Regions from separate parts of the Homo sapiens genome. Here region 2 is linked to region 1. The links are chromatin loops, found by intact Hi-C in ENCODE. Cell type or tissue: breast epithelium. All regions are shown on one strand. Each heading gives the region's core, and the rest is flanking DNA. Links, peaks and the distances in the headings are about the cores only.

Region 1 (2,927 bases), core at 259-2,758:
AATACAGATTTTAGAGAATTGCTTTTTGGACATTCCTTGATCCAAATATTTGTTCAAGACACTGTAAACATGTGACTGGATACCAGACCATGTTATTAAATATCAAGTGAATCATCACTGTAAACATGTCTGTGAAATCTCACGTACAGCAATTTGAAAGTACAGGATCCCAGGGGAACCATGATGCAGCCTTGGGGAAGATCCTGGATGATGGCTTTCTACTACACAAAACCACAATTGGAAAGAAGTCAAGGAACATTTGCCTGTCATCCAGGCCTCCATTAATAAAACATAACTGGCCAAATTCCATAGAATGTAGCTGCTTGCCTATTTCAAGTTTAAAGTTCATTAATAAAAACAGAAAAAAAGGCCTTCTTGGGAGTTTTTTAAATTATAATTTAATAATTAGGGGCTGCAGAAAATTTTTTTTAAGTCAATGCCATCGTCGAAGATCATGGCAGTCATTCAGGATCATTCTGTTTGTTAACAAATTTGTTAAAGATGAGATAACCAAAGTTTCGGCACCATCAGCTGAAGTTACAACTTGCAAAATGTAGCCAAAAGGGGGATTAGAAGCCATATGCATAAGAGCTGGTGACATTTTCCAAGATGAGACAGTACATTCCAAAGGGAGAAGCATCATTCAGCATCATTACACAGCATGTTTCTTCTATCTGTGACAGATGTCCAAGCTGGCTTGAAAGGAGATAAGCCAATAGTTTTCCAAGCTGACTTAGAAACTCGACAAAAAAAATGGGTATCTTGTTACTGTTTGTCAGCATAACCTACCTTCTCTTATTATCTGTCAGTCTGAAATACCCCTCAATAATAAAAATGTCAAGACTTGAAATTTGCCTCTAAGTTTGTAAGGGAGCCAACTCACTATTTTCCCATTCATTTAACATCAAAAGAGAGAACCTCATTCTGACCCCATCACACCTTCATCTCTGGCTCAAACAGAGACCCATTCTGGAGCAGGAAGGACCTGGGCCCTGGTGATTGGGACAAAGAGAAAAATGATAGTAATTTGTTGCCAAAATCTGACTTTACTCCTGGCTTGGTTAGGAAGGCCTCACCTGGAAGTCTCTTTTTATTCACATATTGAGCCTCTATTGAACATCCACTAACAGGCCTGTGATGGATACAAAAGTAGAAGGCATCCATATAGAATGAGGGCAGTTGTTAACTTCTATTTTGAAAACAGGAGAGGAAAAAAGGGTACCTGCCTATAACTGGAAGCCCAAGAGAAATTCTGGGTAATCCATCACATCTTCCTCTGTAAGGCAAGGTATTTTGTCCATGTCTATAGGGAAGCCCCTGGGCAGTTTACACACTAGTTACAGGCACATTGTTTAGAGCAAGCTGTGAAACCCAGCTTCTCCACTCTGTAGCCATAGGACCTGGGCAAATTATTTAACCTCTCTATACCTCAGTTTCCTCAACTGTAAAGTAGAAATAATACTACTACCAACCTCAGAGGGCTGTCGTGAGGACTAAATTAATTTATATATGGAAAGTGCTTAAGATAATTAAAATCAATCTGAATAAATATATATGCAACAACTTATATCAGTATAAAACATATATTCCAACAAGATATAATAAGAGCTAAGTAAAACTAAATAAATTTTATAAGAATATATTATATATAATAAAAATATATGTAATAAAATATATATAATAAAACTACCACATTCTCTAAAATCACTTGTAGTAAAGTAATATAAACATTGATCATAAAAGATATCCCAATGCAGGAAAAACATAAAACCACATAAAAAGTCGGTCTTAAGGCTGATATGCCAGAGGGAATATATTAACAAATAATATAGGAGTAAAGGAAAATATTTTTTAAAGAGGAATTTTTTTAGCGACCCAGATCTATCTAATGAAGAGTAAGCTTATACTATCTTTTTCAAAAATGTAAATTTTTTCTACTTATTAAGCAGTCATTAAAATAATTTTAATAATATCATATTTTAATGTAATATAATAGATAATAAATACTTATCATTGTTAATAATTATGATAGTGATAGATCTCTCACAAACAAAGTAATAAAACTTCATCACTAACAACTAACATTGGATTAGGTCTTTACAAAGCACTTCCTATACATTATTTTGATAGAGCCTCACAGCCACCCTCCCAGGATAGCGCTATGCTTATCTTTTTTCTTAGATGGGAAAATTAAACTCAGGATGGTTGAATGACGTGCTGGAATTTGCATAGCTTTAAGTAACAGAGATGACCCTCAAATTTTAGTTGATTTTTCCTATCACACCATCCTCTAGAGAGGGAGCTAGGCATGTGCCCAATTGCTTAAAGTCAGATTGTTATAATTATTTAGTGACTGTTTGGCAGTGTTGATGTAGATGATGGTGGGTGGAGCTTCCCCCTCTAAAGTGCTTACCCAGCACCTTTTCTTTCCTTTTTTCCTGCCTCTATGGTTCCTCAAAATGACCAGTGCAGCTGTCTCAATATCAGATCAAAGCAATTCCAAGATGAAATAAACCTGGATGGGCTAAGTCACACTTTCTTACAGTCCTTTCTCATTATTACTATATAGCCTCATCTTGTGTAAGTCTATGGTTATTAAAAGCGACAGTATTCAGCAGGTTTACACATTTATTGATCAAACTTATTTCGAAATTACTTCAAGCTATCCTAAAAGAGCAAATTCACTTTTAAAGAGTAAAAATGTGCTACAAACCAGGGATATTCAATGTAGAAGAGAATTCTCAAAAAGAGGTTTCAGAAAATTTGGGTCAAAGGTACATCATTAAAATAAGAGCCAAGTTCTGCTTCTGCCTGAGTGTAAAAAAGATGGAAAAAGCATTTTTTTCACCCTAACAGAGACAGCTGAAGTGGCAAGACTACAAAGTTACCCAAATCCCAAGAAGAAAGAAGCCCCATCAAGAAGAGTG
Region 2 (2,927 bases), core at 92-2,591, 64 kb before region 1:
GAAGTTTCCATTTTTTTTCAAATGAACCAATTAAGAAAAGCTGTTTTTAATTTTTAAAAAATCCAAAACTAATGTTGTTTGCCTACTTTTCATTACCTAGAAGAATGTAGTTTTTAGCCTGATTTGTTTTTCTTAAAGAGTTTTCCTCTAAGTTTTTTTTTAAAAAAAAAAACATAATCAATTAAAAGTAAATATGGACTGGGCACTGTGTCTCACGTCTATAATCCCAGAACTTTGGGAGGCCCAGGCAGGCATATCACCTGAGGTCAGGAGTTCAAGACCAGCCTGGCCAACATGGTGAAGCCCCGTCTCTACTAAAAATACAAAAATTAGTCGGGTGTGGTGGCGCACACCTGTAGTCTCAGCTACTTGGGAGGCTGAGGCAAAAGAATTGCTTGAACCTGGGAGGCAGAGATTGCAGTGAGCCAACATCGTGCCCCTGCACTCCAGCCTGAGTGACAGAGCTAGACTTCATCTCAAAAAAAAAAAAAGAAAAAAAAAGTAAATATGGCTAGAAGCACTGGCATATAGTTTGAATTTAGTTTGTATTGGATCTCTCCAAGGCTGTTGAAGCCTCCATTATTAATTGAGTCTGATATTTCTTAACCATGTTTCCCAGAGTTTGTTTCCTTTTTATTGTGAGGTTCCTCTCATGTGTGTTTCTCTACACTCTTCTTGGATTTCTCCTCTCAGTGAGGCCTGGTTACATGCTGCCCTAAAAGATTAGAATGGAAAGTTGGTATTTGAAATGCATCCATGCAGGACTGATGGGAACACCCAGGGGAGAGGGCCTAACAGTTGGGGTTCTGCTGCAGTTTATTTTGCCTGAACCATTTTTTTCCTCTAATGGTCTAGCCCTCACAAACCCTCTGGAGAGAGCTATGATTTTTGCTAATTCTTCGTGTCAATACCATCCCCTTCCAGGAATCTCCCCGAACCCTCCTGTTTGTATCTATTTCTGAACTATTGTAGAAAAGGTAGAAGAAAAACATCATCCAATGCAAAGAAAAAAGGTCCAAAAAGAAGTCACCTGAATACATTCTCACACAACCCCTGAAACACAAGGTATTGTTATTGTGCCCAACAATGTCAATATGTATCAAGCTGCTCCCAGCACACCTGCGTGAAGGTGGAACAGACAAACGTAAAGGGGAATGTCCCCTGTGGAAAAGCCATTCATTCTTTTCAAGAGCAACAGATATAAAGCAACAAGTGACTTAGGAATCTGAAAATCCTGGTTCATTTGTTGGTTTAACAAACATTTGCAAGCCCAGGTGATGTGTATAGGAAGCAGAAACAATTTGTGAATGGGCTTCCTCCTATAGTCAAAACTTTCAGTGGCCTCTTGATACATTTATAGGCCTGCCAACATTGTCTCCTTAATCATTGCACGTTATTCTCTTACACCAACAGTTGGCAAGCTTTGTCAGCAAAGAGCCAAGTAAATATTAGGCTTTGCAAGCCATTTGGTCTCTGTCACAACTATTCAACACTGCCATTGTAGTATGAAAGCAGCCATAGAAATAAACAATGGGCAGTGTCTGTGTTCCAATAAAACTTTTTTATGGACACTAAAATTTATATTTCATGTACTTCTCAGTGCTATGAAATATTATTCTTTGTTTTTTTAACTATTTAAAAATGTACAATCCACTTTTGGTTCTGCAGATATAGAAAAACAATCTGCAGACCCAATTTGGCCCACAAGCAGTAGTTTGCCAACCTCTGTCTTGATCTTCGCATTCTTTACTCAGCTAGATTTCACCATCCTTCAATCCCAGATCAAATCCCATTTGGCTCTTGATGCCCTTTCAGACCACCCTAGTCTAGTGTAGTTTCTCCTCTTTGAATTCCAACAATTACTGTTTGCAAAATTCTTTTGGCAATGAGTCACATCCTATCTGGTGGAAGTTTTTTCCAGTGTTCACTTGACCTGTTATCTACTTTTTTTATTATTATTTTTAGCCTTACTTCCCTAATAGATTGGAAGCTTACTGGTTTCTTCTTTTTCTTTTCAGCCTTCACCTTTTTGTGCCCCTAGCAAGGAAATACAGTACCTTACATGCTCAGTTAATGCTGATTAATCTGATTTGATTCATTCAACTCTGAAGAGATAACTAAGAATTCCAGATGAAAGATGCTAGCAACCATAAATGTATGAAATTGAAAATCAGATTGTCCTACCATTCTGAATGCTGCTCAAAGGTTTTGGGTAAGAAACTTTGGATGTGTTATTACTTCCTTCATCACATATGATATTCTCAGATCATTTTATATTTCTCTATAAGGCATTTTCTACTTTTTAATCATCAGACTGATTACTTGATTTGGATGGATTTTGAGTTCATGTTTAATGACAAGAGTGGCCTGTGATTATCCCTATGGCTGTTCTCAGTTGATTGAGAAATCAGTGATGCTTTTCTTCTAAGTGGAAGCTACCTTCTTTATATCATGATTTTTTAAAAAATCACTGTATGTAGTACTTTTTAACCAGCCATGGTGCATTGTGTTTATTTGATATTTAGTGTAGTTAAAAATTATTCACTAACACTATGATTTCTTTTTCAGTTTGTTCCACTTTATTTCATCTTCATTTTTATTAAAATGTAATTAATAGAATCTTATAAATAAATCTGTTTTGTCTAATAGATGAAGATAGCTGAATTTTCAAAAGCATCAAAGATTTAAATAACTGAGTTTGTGGTTTTCACTGACACCTTTATAATTAAGAGATATTAAGAAATTACATACTAAATAATGGCACGTTCCAAATAAGATTTGTCTTCCCTTCCAAGTGGTGAATTCAGCAGTATTTAGGACAAGCACCGCGTAATTTGAACACTAGAAAAATGTCTGTCTCCTTCTTTCATCAGCTTACATTTTAAATGAATTATTCACAGCTGTCTGTTTCCATTCTTTAACTGTAA

The links. Hi-C counts contacts between places; a loop is a spot of excess contacts. Peaks named below come from ENCODE experiments on the same cell type or tissue, not always from the same donor. Only the 100,000 strongest peaks of a DNase experiment are listed, where the experiment ranks them.
Region 2: a loop joins it to region 1, with 25 times the contacts of the local background. A loop is called at or near these places in 6 of 110 quality-filtered maps.

The regions. Positions count from the first base shown.
Region 1 is chr1:76,003,633-76,006,559 of GRCh38, reverse strand. No RefSeq gene overlaps it. Among named protein-coding and RNA genes, the nearest start is that of ST6GALNAC3, 70 kb to the left of the region's middle. In breast epithelium, for the core only: no CTCF peak of the experiment used is centred there; no DNase peak of the experiment used is centred there.
Region 2 is chr1:76,067,663-76,070,589 of GRCh38, reverse strand. No RefSeq gene overlaps it. Among named protein-coding and RNA genes, the nearest start is that of ST6GALNAC3, 5.6 kb to the left of the region's middle. In breast epithelium, for the core only: no CTCF peak of the experiment used is centred there; no DNase peak of the experiment used is centred there; H3K27ac peaks cover 218 bases.